2 separate regions of the Homo sapiens genome follow, and region 1 is linked to region 2. A link is an interaction called in ENCODE POLR2A ChIA-PET data of the cell type or tissue named here. Cell type or tissue: B cell. All regions are shown on one strand. Each heading gives the region's core, and the rest is flanking DNA. Links, peaks and the distances in the headings are about the cores only. Region 1 has its middle 18 kb from the start of PTPN23. Region 2 has its middle 14 kb from the start of SCAP.

Region 1 (5,377 bases), core at 128-5,127, 130 kb after region 2:
GACTGCTAATGGTACAAAGTTTCTTTTTGGGGCTGATGACAATGTTCTGAATTGTACACTTTAAAAGGGCGTATTTTATGGTACATAAACTTTATCTCAATAAAAAGAGTTCTATTGAACATTTTAAAAAGCTGGCTAGGGGCCTCATTTTCCTCATCTGTCAATGGTGGGGACAATCTAAGCTTCTCAAACTGACGGCGGGTCATGTATTGGGAGTACACAGTCCCTGAACAAACACATCCGCAGCATCTAAAGGGTTGATTTTACTGGAGTTTCTGCCCCACCATGGAAATATTAATACAAAATATTTCTTTTTTTTTTTTTTGAGACAGAGTCTCGGATCTGTCACCCAGGCTAGAGTGCAGTGGGGCAATCTTGGCTCGCTGCAACCTCCGCCTCCCGGGTTCTCGCCATTCTCCTGCCTCAGACTCCCGAGTAGCTGGGACTGCAGGCGCCCTGCCACCACGCCCGGCTAATTTTTTGTATTTTTAGTAGAGACGGGGTTTCTCCATGTTAGCCAGGATGGTCTCAATCTCCTGACCTCGTGATCCGCCCTCCTTGGCCTCCCAAAGTGGTGGGATTACAGGCGTGAGCCACCGCGCCCGGCCCAATACAAAATATTTCAATGTTAAAACATTTATAGACAACTCAACATAAAAAATATAATAATTTGGCCAGGTGCAGTGGTTCACTCCTGTAATCCCAGCACTTTGGGAGGCCGAGGCGGGCAGATCACCTGAGGTCAGGGGTTTGAGACCAGCCTGGCGAACATGGTGAAATCCTGTCTCTACTAAAAATACAAAAATTAGCCCAGTGTGGTGGCAGGCACGTGTAGTCCCAGCTACTCGGGAGGCTGAGGCACAAGAATCACTTGAACCCGGGAGGTGGAGGTTGCAGTGAGCCGAGATGGCACCACTGCACTCCAGCCTGGGCGATAGAGCAAGACTCTGTCTCAAAAAAAATAAAAAATAAAAAATAAAAAGCTGGCTAGGCATGGTGGCTCATGCCTGCAATCCCAGCACTTTGGGAGGTCAAGGTGGAAGAATTGCTTGAGCCCAGGAGTTTGAGACCAGACTGGGCAACATAGTGAGACCCTTGCCTCCTCAAAAAATTAGTCAGGCTTGGTGGCTCATGCCTGTAGCTACAGATGCAGAGCACCCAGCTACAGAGCGACAGAGCAGGACCTACCTCAAAAAAATAAAAAAAAAAGTTGCAGATGTATTGTGGAATAAAATGCAGACTCCGCATGGGCATTTTTAAAATACTTTTGTTATTTTTGTAAAACTGAAAGTTTATTATTTTGAAAGTTTTCAAATAATAAAAGCTAAAAGAAGAAACATAGAGATAAGCATACTTTAGTGAACGTTCTTTCAGATGCCCTAATAATGATATTGTTAGGATGTTGATTGGTGCTTAATTTTATATACAAGGAGTTATGCCTTAATCGGGGGTGGGTTGACATGCTATCTTCCTTGGTCTGCGCAATCCCCCTCTCTGCTTTTATTTTTATTTTTCCCACCCCATTTCCTATCCCATCCCATTTTCCATCCCCTCAACCTTTAATCTTTTTTTAAATACATACAGTGGCATGATCATAGCTTATGCCATGAGCTATGAGTGTCTGTTCTCACACTTGAGCCTCTAACTCCTAGGCTCAAGCACTCCTCCCATCTCAGCCTCCTGAATAGTTAGGACTACAGGTGTGTGCCACCATGCCTATCTAATTTTTTAATTTTTTGTGGAGATGGGCTCTTGCTGTGTTGGGGTCAGGCTGATGAACTCCTGGGCTCAAGCATTCTCCCTCTTCTGTCTCTGGAGTAGCTGGGACTATGGGCATGTGCCACGACACCCAGCCCTTTAATCATTCTTACTGGCATTTTGGGGGTGTTAGAAAATGTGTATCATTTCAAGAGATGAATTCTAATATCTATATATAAAGAGTAGTAAGTTACACATCTCTTCTTCCTAAAAGTGGCAGTCTATCAGAGAAGGGATAATGGCAGGGGCCTGGAGGGCGTGAGTGTTGGCAGGCTTGACAGTGGTGGCCCAGTGCTGTTGAGCTATGAGATTGTCACCCAGGCCTTAAAAATCTACCATGGGGATAATTGGGAAAGTCCCGTTTCCACTGCTGGAGGCCATCCCATTAGCTAGGTCGGTGAGTGTCTCAAGGGCCCAGGCTTGGGTAGGAGACAGTGGGGAAGCAGGTATTACCTGCCTCATACCTGTAAGGATGGCTGGCAGGAGAGAATGCCTGGCACAGGCACCAAGTGCTTGGTTACTGTTCGTTATTGATGTTATTATAATGTTTCTCTCACCTGAAGGTAAGACAAGATAGTAATCTTGGGCCTGAAAGCCAGCTGGCTGGTAAATTTAGAGCTTCATCCAGCGAAGTCTGGGGATCCAGACTATACTCAGGTCCTGGGCTTGGGGGAATATGCAGAGCTGTTTCAGAGGACAGACAGGAAGGGAACTGGTCTCACCAACACCTTTGGGGGTTTCCGGTTTCCCCTTCCTGCACTATTACCTCACGTGGCAGCTGAATACGCAGGGCAGGGATTCTTCTTCCTGTTTCCTCACACAGAGGAGGAAATTGAGGGACAAAGACAGGAAGTGACTTGTATTAGGCCGTTCTTGCATTGCTATAAAGAAATACCAGAGATTTGGTAATTTATGAAGAAAAGAGGTTTAATTGGCTCACAGTTCTGCAGGCTTTATAGGAAGCATAGTCCTGGCATCTGCTTGGCTTTTGAGGAGGCGTCAGGAAACTTGCCATCATGGCAGAAGGTGAAAGGTGAGCAGGCACGTCATATGGTGAAGGCAGGAACAAGGTGGAGGGGACGTGCCACACACATTTAAACTACCAGATCTTGTGGGAACTCAGAGAAAGAGCTCACTTATCATGAAGGGGATGGCCCAGGTCATTCATAAGGGATCCACCCCCATGATCCAAACACCTCCCACCAGGCTCTACCTCCAACACTGGGGACTACAATTTGACATGAGATTTGGTAGGGACATACAGTCAAACTACATCATTCTGCCCATGGCCCCCACAAATCTCATGTCCTTCTCACATTGCAAAATACAATTATGCCTTTACAACAGTCCCCTAAAATCTTATTTGTTTTTTGTTTTTTTTTGAGACAGAGTTTCACTCTTGTTGCCCAGGCTGAAGTACAATGGTGCGACCTCGGATCACTGCGACCTCGGATCACTGCAACCTCTGCCTCCCAGGTTCAAGTGATTCTCCTGCCTCAGTCTCTGGAGTAGCTGGGATTGCAGGTACCCACCACCATGCCTGGCTAATTTTTAAATATTTTTAGTAGAGATGGCGTTTCACCATGTTGGCCAGGCTGGTCTTGAACTCCTGACCTCAGGTGATCCACCCGCCTCGGCCTCCCAAAATGCTGGGATTATAGGTGTGAGCTACCGTGCCTGGCCTAATTTTATTTTTTTGAGACAAGTTCTTGCTCTGTCACCCTGGCTGGAGTGCAGTGGTGCTATCTCGGCTCACTGCAACCTCCACCTTCCAGGCTCAAGTGCTCCTCCCATCTCAGCCTCCAGAGTAGCTAGGACCACAGGCACATGCCACCATGCCTGGCTAATTTTTATATTTTTTTTGTAGAGTTGGGGTTTCACCATGTTGCCCACGCTGGTCTTGAACTCCTGGACTTGAGTGATCCATCCACCTTAGCCTCCCAAAATGCTGGGATTACAGGTATGAGCTACTGCTCCTGGCCTACTTATTTATTCATTTTAAAAATTGTTTTATCAACTCCCAAGCACTTAGACTCCAAAGTCTTAACTCATTCCAGCATTAACTCAAAAGTCCCCCAGCCTGACCAACATGGTGAAAACCTGTCTCTACTAAAAATACAAAAATTAGCCGGGCTTGGTGGCACGCGCTTGTAATCCCAGCTACTCAGGAGACTGAGGCAGGAGAATTGCTTGAACCCGGGAGGCAGAGGTTGCAGTGAGCCAAGATCGAGCCACTGCACTCCAGCCTGGGTGACAGAGCAAAAATCCTACTCAAAAAAAAAAAAAAAAAAAAAGTCTCAAGTCCAAAGTCTTAGCTAGAGATGAGTCCCTTCCACCTAGGAGCCTGTAAAATCAAAAAGAAATTATTTACCTCCAAGATACAGTGGGGGTATAGGCATTGAGTAAACATTATCATTTCAAAAGGGAGAATTTGGCCAAAAGAAAGGGGCTACAGGCCCCATGCAAGTCCAAAATCCAGAAGCCATTCATTAAATCTTTTTTTTTTTTTTTTTTTTTGAGATGGAGTCTCATTCTGTCACCCAGACTGGAGTGCAGTGGTGAGATCTTGGCTCACTGTAACCTCCGCCTCCCAGGTTCAAACCATTCTCCTGCCTCAGCCTCCCAAGTAGCTGGGACTACAGGCATGTGCCACCATGCCCAGCTAATTTTTTTTTTTTTTTTTTTTGAGATGGCATTTTGCTCTTGTCGCCTAGGCTGGAGTGCAATGGTGGGATCTCGGGTCACTGCAACCTCCTCCTCCCAGGTTCAAGCAATTCTCCTGCCTCAGCCTCCTGAGTAGCTGGGATTACAGGTGCCCACGACCACGCCCAGCTAATTTTTTGTGTATTTTTAGTAGAGACAGTGTTTCACCATGTTGGTCAGGCTGGCCTCGAACTCCTGACCTCAGGTGATCCACCTGCCTTGGCATCCCAAAGTGCTGGGATTACAGGCATGAGCCATCGCATCTTGCCTAATTTTTGCATTTTTAGTAGAGATGGGGTTTCACCATGTTGGCCAGGCTGATCTTGAACTCCTGACCTCAGGTGATCTGCCCACCTCAGCCTCCCAAAGTCCTGGTGTTAGATATGAGTCCTAAATTTCTCTTCAAAGAGTCAATATGTCAGTATGTTCCATTCTTTGCCTTCTACTTTTAAACTTAACTTCCTCATAAAGCAACCTTTTTCCATCACCTGCTCCACCCTGACTCATTCCGATTACCTGCTCCACCCTGACTCATTTCAATTACCTGCTCCGCCCTGACTCATTCTCCACCCTGACTCATTCCATAACCATTTTTCCTGCCAAACCACTTACCTCATCACTCTCTTTAAATTAGCCAATCAGAATTAGTTTAGCCTGTGCAGTCTAACCCTAGCCAATAGGGGAACAACACAGCAGCAGGAGAAATTCTTCCCCTCCCTTGCCCAGGTTTGCACTCACCATTGCTCCATCTGTGAGGGCGCACCCTTCTATAGAAGTAAATTGCCTTGCTGAGACGAAAAAAAGAAAATTTTATATTCAAGTGCTATTTCTTTTGCTGCACCAAAACTTTATAACACTGGGATTACAGGCATGAGCCACTGCGCCCAGCCCATTCATTAAATCTTAATGCTCCAAA
Region 2 (5,377 bases), core at 211-5,210:
GCCAGGAGTTTGGAGGCCAGCCTGGGCAAAATAGCAAGACCCTGTCTTGAACAACAACAACAAAAAGCTGGGCATGGTGGTGTGGTCCCAGCCACTCGGAAGGCTATGGTGGGAGGACTGTTTGAGCTCAGGAGTTCAAGCCTGCAGTGAGCTATGATCAAGCCACTGCACTCGAAGCTGAATGGCAGAGCGAAACTGTCTCAAAAAAAACCCAAAACCGGCCGGGCGTGGTGGCTTACGCCTGTAATCCCAGCACTTCGGGGGGCCGAGGCAGGCAAATCACGAGGTCAGGAGATCAAGACCATTCTGGCTAACATGATGAAACCTCGTCTCTACTAAAAATACAAAAAATTAGCCAGGAGTGCTTGCAGGCGCCTGTAGTCCCAGCTACTCGGGATGCTGAGGTGGAGCTTGCAGTGAGCCGAGATCACACCACTGCACTCCAGCCTGGGCGACAGAGCTAGACTCCATCTCAAAAAAACAAACAAACAAACAAACAAAAACCCTGAAACCAAAAACCAAAACAATCCTAAAGACTGCTGTAGCCTAATGAGAGGTTGATATAGTTTGGGTCTGTGTCCCTGCCCAAATCTCATGTGGAAATTAATTCCCACTGTTGGAGATGGGGCCTGCTGAGAGCTGATTGGATCACAGGGGTGGATTTCCCTCTTGGTACTGTCCTGAGTTCTCATGAGATCTTTTGTTTAAAAGTGTGTAGCACTTACCCACCGCCACCCCAGACCCCATCTTGGTCCTGCTCCTGCCATATACGACACCTGCTCCTGCTTTGCCTTCCACCACGAGTGAAAGCTCCCTTGAGGCCTCCCCAGAAGCAGATGCTGCCATGCTTCCTATACAGCCTGCAGAACTGTGAGCAAATTCAACCTCTTTTCTTTATAAATTACCCAGCCTCAGGTATTTCTTTATAGCAGTGTGGGAATGGACTAATACAGGGGTAGAAAAACAGGATCATAAGGTGTGATATGGGCCATAAAAATATTCTACTAACATGAGGCTGATGTTCATAGGAAAGAACAATTATTTCCCCCTAATTTTTTTTTTCTTTTTTGTTGCGGGCACAGAAAATTGGGGAAGAATTTATGGGGGCAGTGCTATTTGAACAAGACCTTGTAATGTTCCTGTTTCATCTCTGATGGTGTCTTAATTCTTCAGGACTCAAAAATATGTTTTTCTTTCTCACTGGAATGAAGTTGCTATTCTGTGCTTTCTAGTGTAAAATAATTTTTAAAATATGGATAACATTTCAACTCATTTAAAATTTGTAGGCCAGGTGCAGTGGCTCATGACTGTAATCCCAGCACTTTGGGAGGGTAAGACAGGTGGATCACGTGAGGCCAGGAGTTCAAGACCAGCCTCATCAACATGGCAAAACCCTGTCTCTACTAAAAATACACGAATTATCTAGGTGTGGTAGTGCATGCCTGTCATCTCAGCCACTCAAAAAAAAAAAAAAAAAGAAAGTAACTTTTCTTTTTCTCTCCCCTCCCCCCACCTTTCTTTTCTCTTCTCTTCTCTTCTCTTCTCTTCTCTTCTCTTCTCTTCTCTTCTCTTCTCTTTCTTTTCTTTCTGACAGTGTCGCTCTGTCACCCAGGCTTGAGTGCAGTGGTGCGATCTCGGCTCACTGCAGGCTCTGCCTCCCGGGTTCATGCCATTCTCCTGCCTCAGCCTCCCGAGTAGCTGGGACTACAGGCGCCCGCCACCACGCCTGGCTAATTTTTTGTATTTTTAGTAGAGACGGGGTTTCACTGTGTTAGCCAGGATGGTCTCGATCTCCTGACCTCGTGATCCGCCCGCCTTGGCCTCCCAAAGTGCTGGGATTACAGGCGTGAGCCACCGCGCCCAGCCAAGAAAATAACATTTTTGGAGAGTATCTAAAATTTTTTTCTTTATTATTGGTCTTTATTTCCGGTCACTTCGTGATATCAGTTTTAATAGTCCTTTTCTGAAATAGTTATTCATTCTACTTGTTTTCCTGAAAAAAATTTTGCGTTCATATTTATAATAAGAGACTTGTATCCAGAATATGGAAGGAACTCTTAACAACTGAATAAGAAGAAGACACTTGCTGGATGTGGTGGCTCACGCCTATAATCCCAGCACTTTGAGAGGCCAAGATGGGTGGATCACAAGGTCACAAGCTTGAGACGAGCCTGGCCAACATAGTGAAACCCCGTCTCTACTAAAAATACAAAAGTTAGGGCATGGTGGCACACGCCTATAGTCCCAGCTACTCAGGAGGCTGAGGCAGGGGAATTGCTTGAACCCAGGAGATGCAGGTTGCTGTGAGCCGAGACTGCCACTGCACTCTAGCCTGGGCAACAGAGCGAGACTCTGTCTCAAAAACAGAAAGAAAGAAAGAAAGGGGTGGGGGGAGGGGGGGAAGAGGAGGGCAGGGGGAAGAAAGAATAAAAGAAAGAAGACACTTGCCGGGCACAGTGGCTCATTTCTGTAATCCCAGCACTTTGGGAGGCTGAGACGGGTGGATCACTAGGTTAGGAGTTCAAGACCAGCCTGATCAACATGGTAAAACCCCATCTCTACTAAAAATACAAAAATTAGCTGGGTGTGGTGGTGCGCACCTATAATCCCAGCTACTTGGGAGGCTGAGGCAGGAGAATCACTTGAACCCAGGAGGTGGAGGTTGCAGTGAGCCGAGATCACGCCATTGCACTCCAGCCTAGGTGACAGAGTGAGACTCCATGTCAAAAAAAAGAAGAAGAAGAAGACACATAATCCAGTTAAAAAATGGGCAGCAAGCTGGGCATGGTGGCTCATGCCTGTAATCATAGCACTTTGGGAGGTCGAGGCAGGAGAATTCCTTGAGGCCAGGAGGTCAAGACCAGCATGGACAACATAGTGAAATCATGTCTCTACAAAAAATTTAAAAAAAAATACCTGTGTGTGGCCAGGCGCAGTGGCTCACGCCTGTAATCCCAACACTTTGGGAGGCCGAGGCAGGCAGACCACGAGGTCAGGAGATCGAGACCATCCTGGCTAACAAGGTGAAACCCCATCTCTACTAAAAAATACAAAAAAAATTGGCCGGGCTCGGTGGCGGGCGCCTGTAGTCCCAGCTACTCAGGAGGCCGAGGCAGGAGAATGGCATGAACCCAGGAGGCAGAGCTTGCAGTGAGCTGATATTGCGCCACTACACTCCAGCCTGGGCAACAGAGCAAGACTCCGTCTCAAAAAAAAAAAAAAAATACCTGGGTGTGGTGGTGCATGGCTATAGTCCAAGCTACTCAGGAGGCTAAAGTGGGAGGATTGCTTGCACCCAGGAAGTTAAGGCAACAGTCAGTGAGCAATTATTGCACTACTGCACTCCAGCCTGGGTGATGCAGTGAGATGCTGTCCTATTTTTTTGAGACAGTCTTGCTTTGTCACCCATGCTGAAGTGCAGCACAATCTCAGCTCACTGCAAGCTCTGCCCCCCAGGTTCAAGCAGGTCTCCTGCCTCAGCCTGCCACGTAGCTGGGACTACAGGCATGCACCACCATGCCCAGCTAATTTTCGTATTTTTAGTAGAGATGGGATTTCACCATGTTGGCCAGGCTGGTCTCGAACTCCCGGCCTCAAATGATCCACCTGCCTTGGCCTCCCAAAGTGTTGGGATTACAGGCATGAGTCACCGTGCTTGGCTGAGACCCTGTCTCTTTAAAAAAAAAAAAAAAGGCGGAATATTGGAATAGACATCAAAGCAGACATCGGAATGGCTAACATGCGTATATAAGTGCTCAACATTATTAGGGAAGTACAAATTAAAACCACAGTGAGGGCTGGGCACAGTGGCGTGTGCCTGTAATCCCAGCACTTTGGGAGGCCGAGGCGGGCAGATCACAAGATCAGGAGTTCGATACCAGCCTGGCCAATATGATGAAACTCTATCTCTACTAAAAATACAAAAATTAGACAGGCTTGGTGGTCCCAGCCTGTAGTCCCAGCTATTCGGGAGGCTGAGGCAGAAGAATCGCTTGAACCCAGGAGGCGGAGGTTGCAGTGAGCCAAGATCGCGCCACTGCACTCCAGCCTGGGTGACAGAGCGAGACACCATCTCAAAAAAAAAAAACCACCATGAGATACTACTACATAGCCACTAAAATGGCTATATCAAAAAGACTGACAGTAACAAGTGCTGACAAGGATGTGAGGAAATAGGAACCCTCATATCATACATTGCTAGTGGGAATGTAAAATGGGGCAGTCACTTTGGAAAATAGTTTGGCAGTTTCTTAAAATGTTAAACCTAGGCTGGGTGCAGTGACTCAAGCCTGTAATCCCAGCACTGGGAGGCCGAGGTAGGTGAATCACTTGAGCCCAGGAGTTTGAGACCAGCCTGGCCAGCATGGTGAAACCCCATCTCTACTAAAAATACAGAAAATTAGCTGGGCGTGGTGGTACACGCCTGTAATCCCAGCTACTCAGGAGGCTAAGGCACGAGAATTGCTTGAACCCAGGAGGTGGAAGTTGCTGTGAGCTGACATCGCGTCACTGCACTTCCAGTATGTGACAGAGAAGACCCTGTCTCAAAATAAATAAATAAATAAATGAATAAATAAATACTATATGACTCAACCCATTCAATTCATAGCTATCTACCCAAAAGAAATGAAAACAAAGTTCTACACAAACTCTTGTGTGGTGACAAAAGTGACTCCATCTTGGATGCTAATTTGCCATGTTGACCTCAGATTAACCGCAGTCCTGTGAATGCCTCCTGATTCCTTGTTTATTTACTGTCTTTAATGTAAGAATATGTACTCACAATATATCCTACCTTTAGGTCAAAGCAACCTTGATGTTATCACGCAACTCATTCTGGCCTGTTCTAGAGGGTTGCCTTTCATTGTCTCTATAGTGCACATACCCTTTTTCCTGTGGTATATAAGTCCCGGGTCTGGGGAATAATGGTGTGGAGATCTACCTGACTTGTTGCTGACCAAGACCATGCTTGTGTCCATAAGTTCCCTAATAAATTGCCCTCTGCTGATAAACTGGATTTGTCTGCCTTGTTCTTTGGTTTCTCAGCTCCTTCTGCATTTGGGGGTCATTTCGCATATATGGCCCTTTCATGGAATAACTTGCATGGGAATATTCACAGCTGTGTTTATTATAATAGCTGAAAAGTGGAAAAAATCCAAATGTCCATCAACTGATGATAAAAATCATCATGTAGTCTATCTGTGCAGTGGAATGTTAGCAGTAAAAAAAGGAATTAAAGTACTGATACATTCTGCAACATGGGTGAACCTCAAAAGCAGTATGCTAGTCGGGCACATACCGGTAGTCTCAGCTACTCAGGAGACTGAGGCAGGAGGATCACTTGAGCCCAGGAGTTCAATGCTGTAATGTGCTGTGA

The links. ChIA-PET counts read pairs that join two places held together with the same protein. Peaks named below come from ENCODE experiments on the same cell type or tissue, not always from the same donor. Only the 100,000 strongest peaks of a DNase experiment are listed, where the experiment ranks them.
Region 1: POLR2A ChIA-PET joins it to region 2 with 6 read pairs; 5 of 35 experiments call an interaction of 5 or more read pairs at or near these places.

The regions. Positions count from the first base shown.
Region 1 is chr3:47,360,056-47,365,432 of GRCh38, reverse strand. No RefSeq gene overlaps it. Among named protein-coding and RNA genes, the nearest start is that of PTPN23, 18 kb to the left of the region's middle. RefSeq lists an enhancer at 1,887-3,086. In B cell, for the core only: no CTCF peak of the experiment used is centred there; a DNase peak (open chromatin) is centred at 2,502; H3K4me3 peaks cover 503 bases; H3K27ac peaks cover 426 bases.
Region 2 is chr3:47,486,793-47,492,169 of GRCh38, reverse strand. No RefSeq gene overlaps it. Among named protein-coding and RNA genes, the nearest start is that of SCAP, 14 kb to the right of the region's middle. RefSeq lists enhancers at 2,956-3,455, 3,456-3,957. In B cell, for the core only: no CTCF peak of the experiment used is centred there; no DNase peak of the experiment used is centred there; H3K27ac peaks cover 612 bases.